Regions from separate parts of the Mus musculus genome. Here regions 1 and 2 are each linked to region 3. The links are chromatin loops, found by intact Hi-C in ENCODE. Cell type or tissue: left cerebral cortex. All regions are shown on one strand. Each heading gives the region's core, and the rest is flanking DNA. Links, peaks and the distances in the headings are about the cores only.

What was found. A loop is a pair of places that touch in the nucleus more often than their neighbours do. Peaks named below come from ENCODE experiments on the same cell type or tissue, not always from the same donor. Only the 100,000 strongest peaks of a DNase experiment are listed, where the experiment ranks them.
Region 1: it touches region 3 in a loop (2.2-fold over the local background); 5 of 42 quality-filtered maps call a loop at or near these places.
Region 2: a loop joins it to region 3, with 1.8 times the contacts of the local background. A loop is called at or near these places in 2 of 42 quality-filtered maps.

What each region holds. Positions count from the first base shown.
Region 1 is chr2:163,203,394-163,210,994 of GRCm38, forward strand. All of the region lies in intron 1 of Tox2 (TOX high mobility group box family member 2), which reads left to right. Among named protein-coding and RNA genes, the nearest start is that of Tox2, 4.1 kb to the left of the region's middle. In left cerebral cortex, for the core only: a CTCF peak has its summit at 4,074 (motif pointing right); DNase peaks (open chromatin) are centred at 1,540, 2,548, 4,090 and 5,942; H3K4me3 peaks cover 711 bases.
Region 2 is chr2:163,240,572-163,248,172 of GRCm38, forward strand. Tox2 (TOX high mobility group box family member 2) reads left to right here. Exons shown (of 9, transcript NM_001372575.1): 2 at 7,196-7,261. Among named protein-coding and RNA genes, the nearest start is that of Tox2, 41 kb to the left of the region's middle. In left cerebral cortex, for the core only: no CTCF peak of the experiment used is centred there; DNase peaks (open chromatin) are centred at 3,533 and 4,184; H3K27ac peaks cover 1,376 bases.
Region 3 is chr2:163,305,848-163,313,448 of GRCm38, forward strand. All of the region lies in intron 3 of Tox2 (TOX high mobility group box family member 2), which reads left to right. Among named protein-coding and RNA genes, the nearest start is that of Gm35750, 47 kb to the right of the region's middle. In left cerebral cortex, for the core only: a CTCF peak has its summit at 4,518; DNase peaks (open chromatin) are centred at 3,720 and 5,257; H3K4me3 peaks cover 496 bases; H3K27ac peaks cover 368 bases.

The DNA of each region.
Region 1 (7,601 bases), core at 1,490-6,489, 100 kb before region 3:
GGGCACGTGCCACTCACACCGCTACCCTCGCGGTCGGTCACACATGCTGGGAGTTGTAGATCACGGGCAGAAGTCAGCCCGACAGCTTCCCGTAAGACGACACAGTGACACACTCACCCACGCTTCGCATTCATTCACAAGCCGACGCGCAGCGACTCTCTGTCACCCAGCCAGGCGGCACCACACACAGCCTTCGCCGTCCCACATAAGTCACGGTGCCAGTCATTTATCCTCAACCACACGCAGCCACTCGCCCACGCACAGGGCTACGATAACATACAAGTCACCTCATCTATCTACACTCATACACAACGCTTCCACACAGGTTCGCAGCTGCTGTCACATCCAGTGGCAACGGGGGACAGTCACACAAAGAAGTAGCTCCGACAGTCACAGCTCAGACTCACAATGACCCACAAGTGTACACGTTCGGTCACGCAGATCCATCCCCTGGAGGAGAAGCCCCAGCTACAAATCGCCCTGACGGCCACCTAGTCACACCCGGACACACCCAGGGACAGTCACAGGCTCCAGCACCCTCCACTGCTCGCCCCCACCCCTCGGTTGTCCACACTCGCGCGTCGGGGTTTTAACTTCTCGGCGCTGAGCATTAATTGGGCCGTTTACTAATTGGCCGTCACTACCCCGTGGCGCCTCTGATTTTATGCCGGTGTCGTCCAATCAAGGCCTATCCCTTCCCTGGATTGGGGAGCTAGCGTCCCTCCAGGCTGGAGCCGCAGCGAGGAGGTACACTCTCGCTCCCCGTCCCCACCATTTTTCTAGGTTCTCTGTGCTCAACTCCAGCCAGGGCCCCACAGCGCGGCGCCCCCGGGAGGTAGTGCCTGGATCCCAGGACCAGGGGCATCGGACCCCAGCTCCCCTTTGAGCTCAGCGGGCACGGTCAGGGGCAGCGGCGCTGTCTGAGTCCCCTTCCCTCGCAGGGAAGGGAACTTTGAAACTTAGTTCGGACGCCAGACGGTCGGTGCGTCCCCGGGTCTGTGCGTCGGTCGGGGTCAGGCTGGAGCCGAGCGCGGCTTTTCGTCACTCGGAGCCCGGATTGAACAGCGCGCGTGGGTCTCCGGGCGGTCGGGACGTAGACGCGCGGGCTCCGCGGCGCTGCGTGGTGAGTGCGCGTCGGGTGGCTGGATCCATGACCCTCTGGGGGTCTGTCCCTTCCCTACAGGCTGTCCGCGCAGCCCCTGGCTGCGGGGATGTTGTCGGGATGCTGCAGCAGCCGAGCGTCCGGCCGATCGCTGGGCCTCCGGGGCTGGGCCTCTCTGCAAGTGCATCCTCAGGCCCTAAGGGAGCGGCTGCGGCCGGGAGCCCTCTGCAGTTCGCCCTGGTCCGGGCGGCGCGGGCCACGCAGGCCGGGGCGTCCCGGGGCGGAGGTGGGCGGCGCGCATCTCTCGGAGTGGGGGGGGGGGGGGGGAAGAGCAGATTATCTTTTGTGCGCTGATCCGCAAAGTTGGAAGCCTGAGAGGGGGGATGGTGCCTTAGAGAGAAGGCGGGTTCCGGAGTCGCTTCCAGTGTGGTGGTGGGAAAATGGATTAAAACCAGCAAGTGGAGTTTTACCAGAAGCTGAAGGATGGGGCGGCAGGTCATCTTCTGCCCTTGGCTTTGTTTAAAATATCGAATGGGCAAAACGGGGTTCACCCTCTGGTTTGGTGGCCGCGGTGGAGATTGGGGATTTATGCCTTAAAGTCTGGGTACCCAGGCTGGGGGCGGGGCAGGGTAGCTGGAAGAGGTCTTTGGGAAGTGATGTATCTGCAAGCGCCACCAGAGTGGGGCCTGTCTCCCGCCGCCGCCTTTGGGAAGTAGGACGCTGCCGACCCCCACCCCCCAACCCCAAACCCCCACCCCCATCCCCGCTACCGCCACCTCTTTATTCGGAAGCTCTAGAAACCTCTGACTCAGCACCAGAACCTCCGAGGTTGCAACCTGCTGGGAAGGGCACAGAAGTGGAGGGTGGAGATTTTGGTTTCTATCTGTGCACTAAGACCCTGGCCTGCAGCTGAGGAAGTTTTGAGGATAGTGGGGTGGGAAAAGCCACCAGAATGCTGGAAAGGAAGGTGCAGAGCATGGGTTTAGATGTGAGACCCGCAGGTTCAGCCCTTCAGGCTGGGGTGATGGGGCACCTGGCTCAGCCTGAATCCAGATTCCTGTTGACAGATTCCCCAGTGTGCTGTGGCCTTCCGTGGTGTTCTTGAGGTTCACTGTGACCAGGAACTCCACCCCCCGTTTTTTTTTTTTTTTTTTTTTTTGTCTGACACCAGAAACTGATGATTGTGGAAAAGAAAATGTCCAGGTTTCTTACAGAGGCTCACTATCAGAGTTGGAGACCTAAGGTGTAATAGCCACTCTGTGTGTGTGTGTGTGTGTGTGTGTGTGTGTGTGTGTGTGTGTGCGCGCGCGCGCCTGTGTTGGGAGGTGCTGTAAAATAGGTTATAGAGCCAGGACACAGCCCACACACTGGGGACTCTGTTCCTGGAGCCAGGACAAGAGGCTTGTCTCTCAAGCATTTGCCCAAACGATGTCAGACAACCGTGGGGCAGTTGACCTGGAAGGGCCCTTGGCGACGGTCCCCTTGGCGACCATCCCCTTGGTGACTGTCCCTTAGCAATCCTCCACATAGAGATTCCCAGCCTCTTTAAATCAAAGTCATGAGCACTAGCTGCTCTCTTCTGCTGGGTTTTGTTTGAGCAAACACACAATGATAAAAAGCCACTGAGCTTCATTTTAGCTTCAAAATACTTGTGTAATTTATTAATTACAGCAATGTTAGCATGCATGAGAAAAAATTGTCTAGTAGGTATAAAGCAAGCACGTTATTCTTTTTAAAAAGAAAATGTAGTAACTGTTTGGTAAGCACCGGGGCTCCTGGCTTCTGGCATGGAGGATCTGGGGTCCCGTGATCTCTGCTTCACGGCAACACGGCAAAAGTCAGTCATGGAGTAGCAGGTGAAAGTCAGAGATGAGACTGAATCCAAGTTTCTCAATTCACAGCAGGACAGCAGTCCAGCCTCCTTGTGAATCTCTCTCTGTCGTGCTTTTGGGACTGGGAAATCTATGTTTCATCCACGGAGGATTGAATTTCTTCCATTCAGACTTTGGAAGGCTGGGAGCTCCCAGCTCAGCCAAAACAGACTGGTACCAAGAGGTCACTGGGACAGGGCGAACCTGGCTTCATAGCTCCATATGTGGCTTTGCGAGCTAAAGAAGATGATTTTCTAGCTCCTTTAAAAAAAATTACAATGCATGCATGTGCAGTCGTTCAAGTCAGAGAGCAACCGGAGGCTCTCTCCTTTCCACTGTGTGTGTCCCAGACGTCCAAGGTTTGGCAACAGGTCCCTTTACCTGCTAAGTCGCCTGTAGGCTTTCTAGCTCTCTGTTAACACAGAGTATGATCTAACAGAATAAAATGTAAATGAGCTTGGTTAGCTATAAACACCCATGAACCCACTAATCCAGTCTAGGTAGAGAATATTTCCATTACCCCCAGAAAGGCCCTTGTTCCCTTCCTAGTGAGCACCCTACCTTTGCCCCAGCAGCAATTTCTTACCGGGTTTCTATTCCCCACCTTTTTTTTTTTCCGGATCATTTTAGGACTGTGAACTCTACATGAGCCCCAGTGTGTTACATACAGCATGGGCATTTAGAGTATGGCTTCTTTTCTTTCTTTTCTTTCTTTTCTTTTCTTTCTTTTCTTTTCTTTTTTTTTTTTAGCTCAATCTGTTTTTTGCATTCATCTTTTGTGTGTGTGTGTGTGTGTGTGTGTTTGTGTGTTGTTCCACTTTGTCACTGAGTGATATTGCATCGTGTAAATATAATACAACTGGTCACTTTATCTGTGGATGGGCATTTGGGTTTGTTTCCAGTTTGGGGAAATTGTAAATAAAGCTACTGTGAATGTCCGTCTACAAGTCTTCTTTCAAGGGGAACAAATTGTCTATTATCACTGAGCCTTGGTACCCTCTTTACAGTTTTTTTTCTGTAAGATTTATTTATTTTTGTTTTATGACTGTGGGTATTTTGCCTGCCTGTATGCATGTGCAGGATGAGCATGCAGTACCCATCAAGCCCAGAAGAGGGCATCAGATCCCCCTGGAACTGGAGTTAACAGATGGTTGTGAGCCCCAGCATGGGTGATGGAAAGGAAACCTGGGTCCTTTAGAGAAGCAGTCAGTGCTCCAGGCTGACCCTCATTCCCACCATGTACCCTCTGGAGGACATTGCCTACTTCTGCGATTCAGGACACAGGCGTGAGGGATGCAGAATAGAAAAGTTCTTGGTGGTAATATTAAAAAAGAACTAGGAAAGTTCTTGGTGGTAATATTAACTGCCTACCACCTACTCCAGCAAGAGGCTTAACCTCTCTGTTCTAGCATCCTTTTATCCCTATTTGATACACACTAAAGGCCAACCTGGGTGGCTCTCCCTGTGGAGCACGCTGTGGCCAACAACATCTCTCTTTCTCCAGGATCTCTCAATAACTAGTAATGCTTGGGATATGGGATGTTCTACCATCTGTCAATCAACAAATATTTATTAATCACTGTTTTGTGCTAGACCTTTTCTAGGTAACCAGTGGTATGACAATGAACAAATTGTTGCTTTCAAAGCTTATCTGTCTGTCTGTCTGTCTGTCTATGGATAAAATACAGTATTATGATTAATAGATCTCTAGATATTTTCTGGATATGAACTAGGGAAGAGGGTTTAGATGAGACAAGCTCTGTGGCTGCTTTGCAATGTGTGTGTGTGTGTGTGTGTGTGTGTGTGTTTGCCCTAGTGTGTGCACATGTGGAGGTCAAAAATTGACACACTGGATGTTGTCGTAGCTAGGGTTAGTGTTTGTCAATGTTGTACACAGACCTCAGAAGACGCACTCTCAGTTGAGGAATTGATTCTATGAGATTGGCCCGTGGTTGTGTCTGCTGGAGTATTTTCTCAAGTGCTGATTGACTCAGTAGGGTCCAGCCCACTGTGGGCAGTGCTATCTCTAGGCAGGTGGGTCTGGAGCAGCTCTTTAAGAAAGCTGTCTGAGCAAGCCAACTGGAAAAGAGCCGATAAACAGGGTTTCTGCTTCAGTTCTTAGCCCCAGCTTCCTGCCCTGGCTTCTCTCAGTGAGGGGCTGTAAGCTGTAAGCTAAATAAACCTTTCCCTCCTCAGGCTGCTTTTGATCGTGGTGTTTACCATAGCAACAGAAAGCACAATTGAACAGGTGTCTTCCTTTATGTATATTAAGACCAGTTTCTCCTCGAGCCTGGAACTCAACACTTGAGCTAGACTGGCTGGCCAACAGTCTTCTAGGACCCACCTGGCTCCAGCCCACCAGCACTGGATTATAGGCGTACGCCTCCATGCCTGGCTTTTACTGGGGTCTGGGGATCCAAACGTGGGTGTGTGCTTAGGCTGCAAGCCCTCCCCCAGCCGGTTTTGCAGTTTTAAAATGGAAGGTTAGTAGCAGGCCTCTGAAATTTTGAAAATTTATGTACACAGTAAGAGTCGCTTGATGTTTTTTTCAAAGCGTTATTATCTTATTCATGTGTATGTCTGTATGCCTGTATGAACACATGTATACAGTTGCCTGTGGAGGCCAGGAGAGGGTATTGGATCCTCTAGAGCTAGAGTTGTGGGCATTTGTGGGCCTGTGGGTGCTGGGACCTGAAGTCTGGCTCTCTGCAAGAGCAGAGAGAGAGATCTTAGCCACAGAGACAAACGGATCGCAAGCTTCTGATCTGGTAAGTTTTGAAAAGCAGCTTCCAGAGCCACACTCCCAGGGATTTCATTTCCTTTGGTCCTGGTGAGTGGGCCCTGAGGATCTGTTTGTCTCATGAGCCCCCACGTGATGCTACAGCTGGTCACATGTTAGAGGCCATAGTTTGTGTAGTGGGGGCTTGCTTGTTTGCGTACAGTTTTGAGTGGGCTCCTGGCAGGCAGGAACCACGCTCAGCGCTTGGCACAGTGCCTTCTCATAATGGCTCGGTGAGTAAGTGGTAGTGGGTGAATTATTTTGCTCACCACCCACATAGCTCTGGGTATAGCACCGGGTAAGCATGGGAACTAGGAAAGCTTGGTTACTAAACGGCTGGAGGCTCCCTTTGGCACAAACCACGAAGTGGAGGTTACTTCCCTTGGTGGTTTGTGTATGCTCCGCCCAGGGAGTGGCACTATTAGAAGGTGTGGCCTGTTGGAGTAGGTGTGGTCTTGTTGGAGTAGGTGTGTCACTGTGAATGTGGGCTTTAAGACCCTCTTCCTAGCTGCCTGGTATTCTGCTAGCAGCCTTCAGATAAAAATATAGAACTCTCAGTTCTGCCTGCACCATGACTGCCTAGATGCTGCTGTGTTCCCACCTTGATGATAATGGACTGAACCTCTGAACCTGTAAGCCAGGCCCAATTAAATGTTCTTTATAAGACTTGCCTTGGTCATGGTGGTCTGTTCACAGCGGTGAAACACTAACTAAGACACTTCCTATCTTGGACTTGGGGTGCATGAGTCCTTTACAACATATGTGTGTGTGTGGGGGGGTGAGATTTGCATGGCTTTCTTCTGCAGGGTCCCATGGGAGGAGCCCTGGGCTGGCTGGAATTAAGAGGTTCTATCAGGAGGCCAGATTCTTTGCCAGGGAGCTTTTTACTTCCGGACTTAGAGTTTCTTTTGCTGTGAAGAGGCACCATGACCACAGCAACTCCAATAAAGGGAAACAGATCATTGGGGCTGGCTTACAGTTCAGAGGTTCAGTCATTATCATCATGGTGAGGCATGGCTGCATGCAGGCAGACACGGTGCTGGAGGAGCCAACGGGTTCTACATACTGATCAGCAGGCAGCAGAAGGGAGCCGTGAGCCATGCTGGGCGTAGCTTGCGCATATGAGAACTCAAAGCCCGCCTCCACAGTGACACACTTCTTATAGCAAGGCCACACCTATTCCAACAAGGCCGTGCCTCCTAATAGTGCTACTCTCTATAAGCCAAGCATTCAAACACACGAGTCTATGGGGGCCATTCCTATTCAAACGGTTACACTGACCCTCTAGTCCTGCATCCTGTTTGCCAGAGGGTCCTCTCAGATCAAGCTTCTGTGTCAGGAGCATCAGTCCAGGCTGCCGCTGCTCACTTCAGTCTCCTGAGTGACTTTGAACATGTCACTAGCTTTCTCTGGGTTTCTGCTCCTCTGTGTACAAAGGGGAATCGAATCAGCAACCATCACCCCTCCAAGACAGTGTGGTGTGAGGTATTACGAAGTGAAAGCCTGGGGTGCCTTGTATGATTGTGGCACATGGGAGGATCCTCCACCAGGATGATGCTTTTTGAAGAGTGTATTAGCTTGCTTTTCATTGCTATAACAAAATACCTGAGACAGGCTAACCTTGTGAGGGGTTATCATGGGTTTCAGGCCAGCCTCTGCCGCATAAACAAACTCGGTTTCAATAATAAAAAAATAAACTGGAAGCTAAAAGATTTAAAGAAAATAAAGGGGTAGATTTAGCCTATAATCTTGTAGAACACAGCATAGGTTCTGAATGCTGCCTCACCTCATGGGTAAAGACACTGGTAGCCAGAACAGATGTGGGGACAACTATCAGATTTCATTTTAA
Region 2 (7,601 bases), core at 797-5,796, 66 kb before region 3:
TAAGTGCCTCTGTTGAGAAGCCATCCTCCCTGCTTCTCCTCCCCTGCTAACCCTGTCCTGGTCCCTGTCACGGCTGTCATAGGAAACATCACTGCTTGAGGGTGAGATGAGAGCTATGTTCACTGCTTTACTTTAGTGTTACAAGTCAGGCTGAGGCTGGTATTGATGCTCAGGGAAGCATGGCGGAGTGGACTAAGATACTTAGAAAGAGAACCTGTGTGGGCTGGCAAATGACCCAGCTGTGGCCACAAGGCTGTTGAAGTAGGCCGTTATTGGTCACTTGGCTTTCAGAGGCTGGCCAATGCAAAGCTGACCGTGGCGGTCAGGATGGGCTATGAACTGGTCTGTGGTCCTCTATTGTGGCTTAGAGCTGGGGCTAGGGAGTGGCCATTTGTCATCTGAAAGGCTGGAAAAAAGACCAGACCACTTGACTGGTGGCTTCTGGAAGGCAGGGCCGTGTCTGATCACTACACCCCGCCTGATATCTAGTGCACTGTTTGCACATGGTAGGCAAGCAACCACCCCTCAGCATCCTCTGAACACCTGCGCTTCCCACGATTTCTAATTTCTCTTTCCCAGGAGGATCGGCAGCGCCTGGCATGTGGGGGCTGCTCTGAAGCACATAGGGGTTTAGGAACTCGTTGTTAGTTCTTGATACAACAGTGGCCCTGGCTGGCCTCACTTGGCACTTAAACCAGGACCAAGACTAGGGGAAGGGCAATTTGGACCTGGGGCTCAAAGAGAAGGATCTGACCATGAACTGGAGGGAAGCACTGAGCCTGTCCAGCTAAAGGAAAGGGAACCAGAATGGGTGAGACATAAATAACTAGGGAAGATTGGGAGCGTCGGGGGCAAGCTGGATGGCCTAGGCTTTTCAGTGACATAGGGGACAAGGTCATGAGTGAACTGCGGGGTTGGGACTGATCAAGGGATATGAGTGAGCTTGTAATTGCAAAGTTAGAAAGCCACTACTAAGCAACTGTCAGGAATAGTTAACATTTTAAAACACTGCGTTAGAGATATCATCTGCTATTGGATATCTGATTACGATTGGATATCTGATAACGGACACCAGAATTGTCATGAGGTAGGAAGAGCAACTCTTTTTTGAAATCTGTGCATGTGTGTATGTACCTTCAAACACACAAGGGGACGTGTTTGCATGGGTGCATAGACACATATGCATGTGTGCGCGTATGGAGTCTTCCTCCATTTGCTCTTTATCCTTTGAGGCAGGGTCTTTGAACCCAGAGCCCACTGCTTTGGCTAGTCTCACTAGCCAGCTTTCTCTGAAAATCCCCTGCCTCCATCTTCCAAACACTGGGGTTACAGGTGGACTTCCTCACTAGTTCAGAATCTGCCGAATTTGCATTGGTCCTGAGGCTCTGACCTCTGAACCTTACTCACTTGCAGGGCGAGTGCTTTATCTGCTGAGACATTTCCCCAGCCCTAGCTGCTGTTTTATAAGTAAGGGAACCGAGAGCATGAGAAGTGAGGTCAAAGGTCACCCAGCTGGTACACAGGGGAAGCGGTGCTCAGATTCCGAAATCCATACTGCCACCAAAGCTTTCACAGCTGAGAAGAACTAAGCCCAAAGCTGATTTTACCTAAATGGGGGTTTTCTGGTGTACTCAAAAGTGTGAACTTTTTAGTGCAAGATCATTGGGTGGAGCATGTTGCCAGAATGCCTTCAAGGAAACAGAAGTTAGAAAAAAATTGGAATTCATGGGGCAGAGAAATGAAGAAGAGAGTGTTCTGGGATGATGATAAGGTAGGGGCAAGGAGACAGACACCAGAGCCCCCCCGCCCCAGCATCCAGGGTAGTATGGTGTATGTATGTATGTGTACATATGTTATAGAAACCAAACAAGGCTTGATCTGGGGACAAAGGGACTGCCTGACAATGCCAGATCAGTGGAGAAGCTGAGCGGAGCACGTTTGTGGGTGATCAGATTAGTGAAGATTGTGTCAGAGTCCCCCAGGGATATCGAGCTGGACCCGTGTGGTGGTGATATCTGGTATGGTTAGAGAGTGCTAGAGAAAGAGTCAGTCCATGCCCATGAGGTCAGTGTGGAGGTATTTTATTTGAAATGCTCATGGGCCAAATGGGAAAGTCGGGGTGACTTGGCTAAAGACGAGTGCCTGAGAGGTGGTGACAGACAGCAACTGTGAGGATGTAATCTTCTTTGGGGAAAGGACAGAGGGAGGAGAAAGTACCAGACGCACTTATCAACCCTCTACTAATCCACTCATGAGCTGAGCCTATTTCCTCCCAGGTACCCACCCACATCTCATGCATCCTAGACTCCCCTCACCGCCACATACACATTCGTTTATTTTATCTGCCATCCTGGTCATTTTCATCTGCCTGCCTTTTCATACTCAGCCATTTTGTCATATCCACTCGTTCATCCTCTCTCTCAACTCATCCGCATACCCCAACCCCATCGACCCATCTGTCCATTCATCACACCCGCAGGTGGCGACCTTGTTATCCCTTTACCTCACTAAGGAGCCACCTCATTCGCCATGAATAGGTTAGTGTTGATCGTCTGCCGAGACCATGTTATAAATATGCTGACTAGCTAGAATACACCATCAAAGTGAGTTTGAACTGTTCTTAAATTACAACTACGAGAGAACGTAAATTACATGTGTGGCTCACACTTATGGATCATGTTGTTTTCACTGGGCAGTGAAATTTATGCTGTCATCCATCTATGTATCCTCCTCCATCTCGCCACCCATTCATCTATCCACCTATCCATCCATCCATCCATCCATCCATCCATCATCCACTCATCTAGCTGCCTGTCCATCATTCATTCCTTACTCTGTATCAATTGATCATCAAGTGATCTGTCTATCCATACACCTATAGATCCATTCATTTGCTAATCATTCTTTGGTTTCTTCATCTATCTATATCTATGCATGCACACACTATCCATACCTACATGCATCCATTTATACATACATACATACATACATACATACATACATACATATGGACATCCATACATCCATCCTTCCATCCATCTGTCCATACATCCATGCATACCTACATGTATCCATTTATACATCCATCCTTCCATCTATCTATCCATCCATCCATTCATCCATGCATCCATTTATACATACATACATCTATCCTTCCATCAATCTGTACATACATATTCATTCATTTGTCACTGCATCTAGCCATCCACCCATCCATTAATCCACCATCTTAAATCCCTGCCTTAATCCATCATTCATTAGCTCCTATATCAGTCCGCCCATTCTTTATCAGCCCTGCCTCTGCTGATCCACCTGTCTCTCCATCATCCATTCCCCATTTGTTTGTTCCTGCATCAATCCCTCCACTGTTTTCCTCCCTTCTCTCATCGGCTCACTTCCCATGTGTCTCCATCTCATAGCACATATCTGTGAAAGATGTATATTTTTATCTATCATGAATCAGAGGCAGTAGGTTGGAAGAGTGGGGAAGCCAAGGCTTATGTGGAAGGAACTTGCCTACGGTGGGACAGATGGAGCTGGGCTCTGTCTCTATCAGATCAGGGATCCTCATTTCTCACTTTGGCTGCTTTTTCGTTAGGTATCTTTTAAGATAAAAACAGTCCTTCGGGGAAACACAATGTGCTTAGGTTTGGGGGTGGGAGGTGGCTGTTGCAATAGAGGCCTAAGAGCTCCTATCCCTGAGGCGACCACACAGTGTGGAACAAGTCAGCCCCTTTAGAAGCCTCTGGGAACCTATCCCTGGTGGCTGACATGAAAGGGTTATCCCTACACATTCGATATTTGAAAAAAATAATGTGGGTTCTTTCAGATTCCAAAACTCATTTCCATGACAAAACTCTTGGGAAGAGAAGATGAAGGGCCTGGCTTTTGCAGAACAATCTTCCAGCTGTAATGAGGGCTGAAGATGGCAGTAGAGAAGGGATTATAATTAGAATATGAAATGGGGAAAATTAATCTATTCCAGGCAACGGTAAGAGGATGTTCTGACGTCTCATAGCGATTCTTTGGCTGTTGTCCCCCCCTCCCCGCCCCCCATGTTTCTTCTGCACATTTAAAAGCACACAGAAGGTTGTGCAGTGTGAACAATGACTCTTGGCATCTGGGAAATTGTGAGGTGTGCACAGGGTTTCCGCCCATGTGCTGTCACTGAGTGTGTGTCTCTGGGAACAAGAAATGTGTGTTTGTGTTCACACGTATGTGAGTTCCAGCAAACACTTGCAGGTGCCTGGTGTTTTTCTGCATCTGGCACCCCCTCCTGTCTTGTGTGTGTGTTGAGGACTGTGTGCCAGTTTCTCACAGCGTGAGAATGTACCCTGTACTGGATATGAGACCCATGGGACTGAGTTGTGCGATGTAGGTCCACACAAACTCAGGTTTGTGGCATATGTGTGTCTGTACTCTTGGCTCACTTCGGCATGTCCTGGATGGTGGTGGAGATGTGAGAATTTTCCATCTGGTCTATAAACACAGAAACATGTGAAGGAAGGTGGTCCTGCCCTCTCTTACGGAAGGGATCGTTCTGTGACCTTTCCTTCACTTATTCATTCTTTTTCCAGAAAGAGTCCTCCACAAGAAGGAGAACAGGAAGAAGTCTCAGTCCTTTGTTTCTAGAGGCCAAGGAAGTAGAAGGCAGCTCCCCCAACCCCGCCCCAAGTTCTTGAGGCCCACCCCTCCCTTTCTCCCTGGATCCAAGGTCTCTGCTCAGTACAGATTTGACAGAGATGGGCAGACAGCCGATGTCCCTCTCCCTCTGCCTTAGCCCCTGTTCACGGCTGTTCATCCCAGTAAACTTCAGAACACTGTGAGATACCTAACACTCTCCAAACTGAGGCAGAGGGAAAGGGCTGAGGCTCTCAAGGAGCAGTCCACTAACCAAGCCCTTCCTTTAAGCCAAAGCAAGCTTCACTCTAAATGTGACAGCTCTTTCCTACATGTTGCTTGAGCTGATGGATGCATGAACAAGTGAATGAGTCTATTTGTGAGACTCTCTGGTGACCTCACAGGAGTTCACTGCCCTAAAACCTCTTGGCAAACCCTCCATCAGGGCTTCCTATCCTGAGGCCACCATCTATTGCTCACTCTGGACGACTCTTCCCTCTCCCCCAAGTGTCCAACACACTTGTCAAGCATCTGCTATGTCTAGGGCCCTGGGCCGATTGTTGATGACATGGAAGGATCTAGAAAAGCCTTGTTTCTGTTTGCAGGGAGCTTGGAACGTGATTGGGGAGAAACCAGGCAAGGCAAACAAGATGACACCTGTGTGGTCTCTTCCCCCCATTGAGTGACTGACCCTGTCCTCGTATTTCCTTGGTTTTGAATGGGAGAAAGGATGCTGACTTCATTGAACTGCTGAGATCCTACATAGAAAGCATGCCACTCAGAATGACTCGGGCACAGTCACTCTCTTTGTCACTTGCCCACTGTATACAAAAAAAAAAAAAAAAAAAAAAAGAGAGGCTGCTAGTTATATACTAGCCAGAGTTTCATAATAGATATCTATTGCACAGAATTTCAGGGGGCATTGTCCAGTCTGGTTTCTTGTTCCACGTCATTATGTATGTATTAACTTACACTACCCTGTTTAGTTGCTATTGTAAAAAATGTCTCAGCTCCCTGGTGAAGCTCCTCCTCCGAACACAGCTTGAAGTCCCAGATCTCTGGGCACATTCGGTGTGGTAGGGAATCCAATTTGAGCAGTGTACATGGCAAATGAAGGAATGATAGAGAGGGCTAGAAGGTTACAGGCTGTGGAAAAGAGAGGAGATGGCAGCAGGGGAGGCTGGCTCTCTGAGCCCACAGAGGTAGGGCTTGCCTCCTGCAAGGTTGCTGTGCACAGTTTTGAGGGAAGGGCTTGGATAGACATCTACACGGCTGAGGGAGTGTGGAGTTCTACATCATGCATCTGCATAACTGTACTCATGAAAATTAGTGCCACAGAGAAACTCACACCCCGGTGCAGTGACTAATGCAGCCATGTTGAAATACGAAGGAGAGAGAGTGCATTGGGCCATAGACTCAGCTAGTTGAGGCTCCTTGCTGCCTTCTTAGTGTGGGATTCTGGGGCCTAGCAGAAGCAATTACATTCTCATATAGAGCGCTTTTCCAAGGTGTGTTTTCATCAGAAAAATGAGACACAGAACAATATACAGAGTGTTATAGTTTGGAAGACAAAGTAAGTATAGACATGTAGCCCTCGGCAGGTATGACCCTCCACACTCTTGCCCCTGGCCCAGTGGAGGCCATCTCACTCAGAAAGCTTCGCTTCCTTGTGTCTCTTAAGGGCAGGCCACAGCAATGCCTCATGCTGAGACTGACCCTGTGTGCATGTGTGCAGTTCACGTCTCAGAGCCACTACGGGATGAAGCTGATGTGGGTGTTCTCTCCTTCAGCTCTGGCCGATGTCCAGACAGGTTAACCCTCAAATGGCGCTCACTCAAAAGTGTGTGCATGACTCTATCTCTGCTCCTGGGTAATGCTGTAAAAATGCCTCTCTCCAGGAAAAGGGACCAGCTGGTGGCATGTGGGGAAAGGGCCCCTGTCCTATCCTCGTTTCACAGATGAGGAGTTTCAGAAGTAGGGACACTAGCAGAAGCTCACGCATTGGTAGCTGCTTCCAGGGCCCAGGTTTCTCCCTCTGCGCCTGTTCCCCATGGCGGGCAGTTCTTCCAGAATCCAGAAGTGGCAGATTCTCCAACACAGGATTGTGGACCCCATTGGAGGCAGAGACAAAGCCACTTAGGCGAGGAAGGTTGTAGAGGGCTTCTCTGAGGCAGGCTGTCGTTGATCCAAGGCAATGGACTTCAAGGTCTTTCCCTGGCATGCAGGGGTCCAGTTCTAGCTGATTGCCTCGGTCACTTTGCATAGAAGAGTCATTTGTATACTTGCAGGGGTGGGCAGCTCAGTGCCTGTCAAGGTGGCCTGCTGTGACAGCCAACAAAGTGCCAACAGCGGAAGACACTGCCTGTCTTTGTCCTGTGTGTGATTGATGGTCCTGATCTGGGCTTTCAAGGGCCATGGAACAGGGGCCACTGGCCCTGCTGGGTTGCAGCTGTAGGCATCCTGAGCTCCAGTCTCCTTTACCTCAGCACAGTCTCCTAACCTCTTTGGGCTACTACAGGTCCCGGTTCCCTCCAGGAACACTGTAATGAGAACTACTTCTCTCTCTTTGTTCTAGTTTGATGGTGACAGTGCCTACGTGGGGATGAGTGACGGAAATCCAGAGCTCCTGTCAACCAGCCAGGTGAGTGCCTGTCTCCACCCCCTAGGGGGTCTGAGCCTTGGGTTGGTGGAGCCAAGATGCTGCTGGTGTTGAGGTAAGAGGCCTGCAGTTGTTGGAGTCATAGGACATGGCTTGGTACAGTCAAACCAGGGCTACAGTGCTAGCTGTCTTTGGCTACTGTTGACTTACAGTGGGCACCACTGAGAACTTGACACTCTAAGTCTGTTACCCTACATTCCCTGTGCAAGGGACAGGTTTCACAACAGTGAGTTCAGGTGTCCCATGGTCTCGGCCACTGCCTTCCTCCTGCACAGCACTTGTGGGGGGACCTGGAGAGAGTGTCTACATACAGGTGAGGAGA
Region 3 (7,601 bases), core at 1,776-6,775:
CATACCCACAAGGTACAAATGAGGTAACCGGATGCTTAATGACTCTTACACAGAACAGAGGAATGAAAACACAAAGACTGGCAGGAACTGGGCAATAAAACAACTGAGACAAAGTCAGCCCTATCTAAGGTCAGCTATAGTCTTAGGAGCCAGGTGTGAGATCTTTACTCTCCTAGGGCAAGGGCTTTCACACCCAAGTCATGGTTCTAACTAGGGAGTTCCGTTCTAGCTAACCATCTCATGAATAATGCAATACTCTAAAACCACAGCCCGATCTACTTTCTAAACCATTGTAAATTCCTGTATATGGGAGCGACTTGGCTTTTATTGATAGTGTAATACCAGAGGCCACTCTGAATGTCACTGTCTAGCTCAAGGACGTTCTAGGACTGTTGGAACACTGAGGCTTTAGCTATGTCAGAATTCAATCTTAAAAGGCACTTATAATAAAGAGAGCACGTGGATCCATCCACTAGACTAACGCGGGAATGGAGAATTAAGAGAACTTCAGACTCCAGGAGGAGAGCTTCCTTGAAACTCTTTTTGCCTCATGAGCAGCTTTTAGGCATCCCTGCCTGACAGGCTGACTCGACTGGAGTGCCGTGGCAGCTTCCCTTCCTATGGACCCAGCCTTATGTGTTTCTGGGAAAGGGGGTGCCAATCATGTGGCCGAACATAGAGTCTGGAGCTAGCCTGGAGATCGGGGGCCAGTCTTTGGCATCATCTTATGTGAAATCTCTCATGAGATGTAACACGGCCAATTAAGCCATGGAGATGCCAGCCACTTCTGCATCCCAGGCTCGTCAGGACCCATCCCGCTTGAGTTGAGTATTCTGTTTTGACAAGCCTCTGGAATCACCCTTCTGCATTAGCCCCACTTTTGACAGAATAAATGCTGCCGGAGCCAGTGCGGCTCCCTCTCATCTCTCCCTTTCTCAGAAATCACCTCCACGCTGTTGCCTTCATTCTCCCACGAGTAGCACGCCAGAGCAATGCTCCACGTTTTACACGTGGATTTAAAGGTACGAGGCTGCCCGTGTTGCCCGGTTGGAACCCTCTCCCGCTCCTTGCTCACTCTCGTTCATTCACCCACACTGCGGGGTGAGGCTGTCGTCATTCACTCTGACTCTGAGAAGAATTCCTTTATCTGAGGAGGCCATTTCCACTTTCCTCAGCTTGGTGAGCCTTTAAAAAAAAGTTCCAGTTGTCCTGGAGTTTTAAATTCTTCATTGTACAATCTTCTAAAGGTAACACAGTGACTCTCATAGAAGTATAACGTGCAAACATATTAAAACCACATTTAACTGGTTATTAATGAGGGAGCCAGTAAGGTATTACACTGAGTTCAGATTAGAATTTGAAAAATAGACACACACTTAAGCAATCAGGGAATGCGTAAATACATTAACTAAAAACAGAAAACTGGTTGATATCATAGAGCAATTGGATTTGATGATTAGAATTGTCTTTTCTATAGTGTAGGGTCAATTATATCTATATACCAGAAATTTTTATTTGTGTTTTAATGGATAAGAACCTGTTGTTTACCACCTGACACTCATCTACTGTTGATGTTAGAGTTTGGATCTTTAAAAAAAAATCTTTCAAAGTCTCATTAACAGAAACATGGATAGCAAAATTTGGTATGTTCATACAATGGAATATTATTCAATCTTAAAAGGGGAAAGAAATTCTGACTCATGGTACGATGTGTATAAATCTTGAGACCACTGTGCTAAGTGCAATACTACAGTAACAAAGGGAGACTTAGATGGCTTGATTCCCTTTATCCGAGGTGCTTAGATAGGGTTCAGTCAACAAGGGATGGGGAAATGGTTCTGTTGATAAGTTTTTGCTGCGCAGGCTTGAGGACCCGAGTTCAAATCCCCAGCCACAAGTGGGTGTGTCTGTGAGTAGCATCGACAGGCTAATCACCGAGGCTTGCTGTCGGTCTGCTGAGCTCCAGATGCAGTGAGAAACACCATCTCAAGGAAATGTGTGGAGAGCAATAGAGCAGGGTGCCCAACGCCCTCCTCTGGCCTGGAGGCACAGCATCCCCATACGCATGTGTACATACATCCTGCACACACACATAGACCACATACAAAGAAAGGAGAATCGTGGTTTCCAGGGACACGGGCAAGACAGGAGTGGGAAGCTATTATTTAATATAGGTAGAGGTAACGATACTTCTGGAGATGGATAGTAGTGATGGAAGATGAAGGCATGGTGTATGTATAGCACCGAGATGTATGTGTAAAAATGGTTGCATCTGTGCAGGTGAGTTGGCTCAGATGCTAAAGACACCCATACAGAAATCCTAGCAACCTGACCTTGACCCTCTGGACCCACACAAAGGTTGAAAAAGAAGAACTGACCTCGCAAAGCTGTCCTTTAATCCCCACATGCACAGGATGGTATATGCATGTACACACAGCCTACCTAAACACAACAATAAGAAAACTGCTACAAGAAAAATTTATTTATTTTACCCCGATACAATCTTAAATGATTTCAAAAAAAAATGACCAGTTGCAATAACTCCTTCCCCCAACACACACACACAATTTACAAAGTTGCAGAATTAGAATAGCCTAGTCAGATTTAGGGGGTACACTCAGATGGAATCAGATAACCTCAGAGGGCACAGCAGAACAGCAAAGGGACGTTCGTTTGTCTTTGTCAACGTCTTTCACAATTTTCCCTGCAGTGGGCGTGTCCTCGTGTGTGGGAGAGGTAAGAATTGCTAGGTTCCAGGAGGTGTGTACTGTGGCGTGCTGGGAGCCAGGAGTTCATTTACTGAGGCCTGAAGGTCCTTGGTTTTGTTTTAGGTTTGGGTTTGTTTCTGAGAGAGTTTCTAGCGCAGGCTGCCCTTGAACTCTATATATGGCTGAGGATGACCTTGAACTTCTGATCCTCCTGCCACTGCCTCCCGAGTGCTGGGGTAACAGACAAGCACACGAAATTCAGTTTATAGGTGCTGGGGATTGAACCCAGGGCTTTGTGCCACATCCCATCCTTCCTAAGAGCTGAACTCGGCTGCTGTCCACACCCACTAGTCCATACCCAAGTGGCCTGGCTGACTTATGGACGGTGTTCTGCCTCACAGTGATAAGACTTAGAATGTTTCCAACGTAGGGCATTTACAAGATGATGATGATGAGGAGGAGAATGATGATGATGATGGTGATAAATTTAGGTACCTTTAATATCAGCAAGATAATGATTCACAAAATCAGGAATACGGGGTTGAAGAATTCCGCCACAAGTAGCTGAGAAGAAAGCTATAAGATGCCTTAACAAGCTACAGCCAGTTTGCACTAGAGGAAATCATGCCAATTTCTCGTTTAAAACTTAAAAGCTAGGAATGGTAGTGCACACCTATAATTCAAGAGGCTGAGGAGTGATGACAGAGAGTTTAAAGTCACCTGGACTGTATGGTAAGACCCTGCCTAAAAGAAGAACAAACAAACAGAAATCCACAAAGAAGAAATGGCGTGTATATATTGTAGGTAGACAGCGGGAGCTGCTTAGGGACTTAAAACTTGCCACACAGTTAAGGAAGCTGGCTTGCTGAGCCTGTATGTCGGGTTTGTGACTGATGTGCTAACGCAGATCCCAATGTATTGAGAAGAGCGTTGGGGACCAGCATTCGCCCATACGCTGTTTGCATGATGCGCATCTGAAACCGTGTGGGATGAGAACAAAACCGTATGGAAACCATGACAACGGCTGATAGAAAAGGATGGAAGGCAGAGACAGTCACCGGAGCCAAGATGCTTTCTTGAATAAGATGCAGCTGTCATGAAGACAGGGCATTCTGGGATGTCTAAGCACTGAGCGACTTCACATGGCGTACCTGAAGCAAACCCGTTCACGCCAAATGCCCCGAAGAACTGATGGAGAACTGATAGAAACACGGGGCGGATGGAGGGCTTTAGCTCAGTTTTCTCTGTCTCACAGCTGATGTCAAAACAGGACATTCAATAGACACGGAGGTTTTTTTTTTTTATATGTAGCACAGTGAATATTATTTCAATTAGTTTTTTTTTTCCAGTGCTAGGAATCAAACCCAGAGCATCATGCATGCAGGGCAAGCTCTCTACCCTGAGCTACTCTCTCACCCCCCAAGCCCACATTATTTTAGTTTTACATGAAAAAAAAAATTGTTTTTTGCAAGATGTGTTTTCTGTCCTAAGTGAAGCCTTGACATGTCCCAAAAATGAAACTGGAGGATTCATGTTCCCCGACAGCAATAACAATAGGACACAGTCCATTAAAACACTCTTCCCTGAGAGTAAAAGACAAACTCCAGTCTTCATCTTTGAGGAACATGGCCAGGGCATAGCTGAGCTTTTCCTCAAGGAAAGCATCCCCGTGGAGATCAGAGCTGCTCAACCTGAACACACACAAGGCTTTGCTTTGGGGGCAAGGATGGAGGGCAGCCAGCCCACGTACTGTAGAGTTGAACAGCTTCCTCTGCCAGTACCTCCAGGAGACAGGAGCATGCCCCCAGTGGTGAGATGGAAACTGTCTGTGTAGACACCCTCAGATGCTCCCTCCTGGTGAAGTGGCTCCCGCCTGAACCCTTGACCTAGATCTAGATGGTACCAAAGAAGGCAAACACGAGATAAATTGCTTAATTTGAAAACGCTGTATCAAAAATATCCCGTGACGCATGAAGTGACTGTTACGGGACAGGAGGTCAGGGTGCAGGAAGGATCGGGGAAGCTGCTGAACTGAATTTTTAATGAAGGACTGCTTCTTCTGATGCCCACAGGCACTGAACACGCATGGTGTACAGACATACATGAAGGTAGTATATCCGTACACATAAAGTTCTACAAATCTCAAAATAGTAACAGCAAACATAGGGGGTCTGGAGAGCTGGCTCGGCAGATAAAAGGCCCTCCCCTTCAAAGGTTGACCTCTGACCTCCATAGGTAAACATATACACCTACAAACACATACGTACATACATACAAAGATGGTGTTTTAATCATGGCTTTATTGTGGAAAACAGATTTAACATTTTCCCACCATCTTCCTGGGCGTTTAGTATATCTTTGTATTCCCGTTTTTTTGTTGTTTTTTGGGGTTATTTTTTAGAATGTTTGATTTTTTTTTTAATTGATATTTGAGTTGCTAAAGTGTTTCATAAGAGGTTGTTTAGTGAATTTTGGCTTGGGGTTAGGACAGGATTTCCAACCCCATCTGAGATGGCGCTAAGCAGACTTCTGCCAGTCTGAGCTCTGTACTGATGCCAAGCAGAGTTTCAGCATCAATGATTATGGAACTCAAAATATCGATCAACTCTGAGAAATGTTAAAGATGTTCTCCATCCCGCATTCCAGACTTTAGCCAAGATTTAATTCTTCATGCAAACGTAATTAAGCATACCCACTTCATTAGCATGCGCATTTGCCTGCGTCTTACTGTGTACCAAAGACTTGTTTTCCAATAACTTCCCCAAAGGTTTCTCAGCAGTAAGTGTTTGATTTGCGTGCTTATTTTATTCTGCTGTATACCCCGAGCCACGTAAACGTTTCTTGGATGGTAAAAGGGTCACAAGTTTTAAAGCCCTGACGAGTGAAGCTCATCTGAGGTTAGAGAGCCAAAATGGAGAAGGTTATCTGAAGAATACGACCAATGTTAGTCAGTAACCGGTACCTGCTGCATCAACCAGATGCAGCCACAACCCAGAAAGTACATTTGGGAGGACTTTGCTACAGGTAAAGATCTGATGATATCTGGGTTCCAAAGAAAGCTTTAACAGAGTCTCAGAAGTACAAACGGCACACGGTACAGACAGTCACCGTTTCTGTGACTCAAAATTCAAGATGAAGCAAAGAGAAGCAAAATTAGCCGCTTAGAAATCTCTGGAGTCCTCTTTAAAACTCTTTTTGTCAATGAAAAAAAATTAAAGAATTTTAATTCTTTAAATACAAAAGAGATCAATAACTAAAGTCTTACAGAATATTCTTTGGGGCTGCAGAGATAGCTCCACCGTAAGAGGACCTTTGTGCAGCTCCCAGCTCTCTCTCACATGGTGGCTCACGACCATCCAGGACTCCAGTCCCAGGGAATCCGATGCCTTCTTCTAGCCTCTGAGGGCACCAGGCACACAAGTGGTACACAGCCATGTGTGCAGGCAAAATACCCATACACATAAATTTAAAAATCAAAATTCTTACAAGGTAAACATCTATGAGAAACACCCGGGAAATGTTTAGCATTAAAATATTATTTTTAATTGTGGGGGAGTGTATGTGGAGGCACCCATGCATCATGAGTGGCGGGGGGGTCAGAGGTCAGCAGCAGAGTCTCTTTTGCTCTCATCGTTTTTCTTTGTCCATTTGTGTGTGTGGGTGGGTGCTCATGAGTGCACATGTGAGGGGGGAAGGGGTGGTGTGCACGAACTCACACACACGTTTATATGTATGTAGGCACTTGTGTGTGAGTGTGCATGTGCAAGTGTGACTGTGCAGGTCTGAATTTGATGGCGGGAATTATCCTCCATCATTCTTCCACTTTATTCATTGAGGGAAGGTCGCTCAGTGGAGCCCGGAGCTCACAGATCTGGCTCATCTTGCCAGTCAGCTTGCTCTGAGGATTCCACCTCTCCCTTTGACGCTGGAATTAGCACCACTCCCACCTGGCATTTACAGGAACTCTTCACCCCTAAGCTTAACCACCAAGCGGCTCCCTAATCCTGACCCAGCTCTAAATTTTAAGATGGAGTCTCTCACTGACCCTGAACCTTGCAGTTCTAGCCAAGACCTTAGGATTCAACTCTCTCTATTTCCTCCTTCCCTGAAACCCTCCCCTGACCTCCTGCCTCCCAGCCCCGATGCCAGGATGTGATGTGAGGATGAGCACCTAGGTGCCCCTTTTACATGCATGCTAGAAATCTGAACAGTGGTCCTACTAGGTGCCCCCTTTTACATGCATGCTAGAAATCTGAACAGTGGTCCTACTAGGTGTCCCCTTTTACATGCATGCTAGAAATCTGAACAGTGGTCCTACTAGGTGTCCCCTTTTACATGCATGCTAGGGATCCAAACAGTGGTCCTAAGGCTCATACATCATGAACTCTACCCAGTTAGCCATTTCCCCAGCCTCTAAACATTATTGACCATAAAACAAGGGAAATAAATTTTGAAATATAATTCAAAATTGAGGGAGAATCAACAGTAATCTTTACAAGCCAGGAAGAGGGGTTAACAAAGATGAAATGAGATATTAGATTGTCAGAGAACAGGGAAGAAGGGGTCATTTGGAGATCTCATTCGTTTATGATAGAGTCTCAGGCTATTCTGGCGTTACAAGCATGTGCTGCCATGTCTAGCAAGGACTGATTCTTCTAAAGAGAAGTTTAAAACCCCATAAAAGAAAAGGTCTAGCTGGGCGTGGTGGCGCACGCCTTTAATCCCAGCACTCGGGAGGCAGAGGCAGGTGGATTTCTGAGTTCGAGGCCAGCCTGTTCTACAGAGTGAGTTCCAGGTCAGCCAGAACCGCACAGAGAAACCCTGTCTCGGAAAAAAAAAAAAAAAAGAAAAGAAAAGAAAAGGTCTATTTGCTGCTTACTGAAGAAAAGGCGG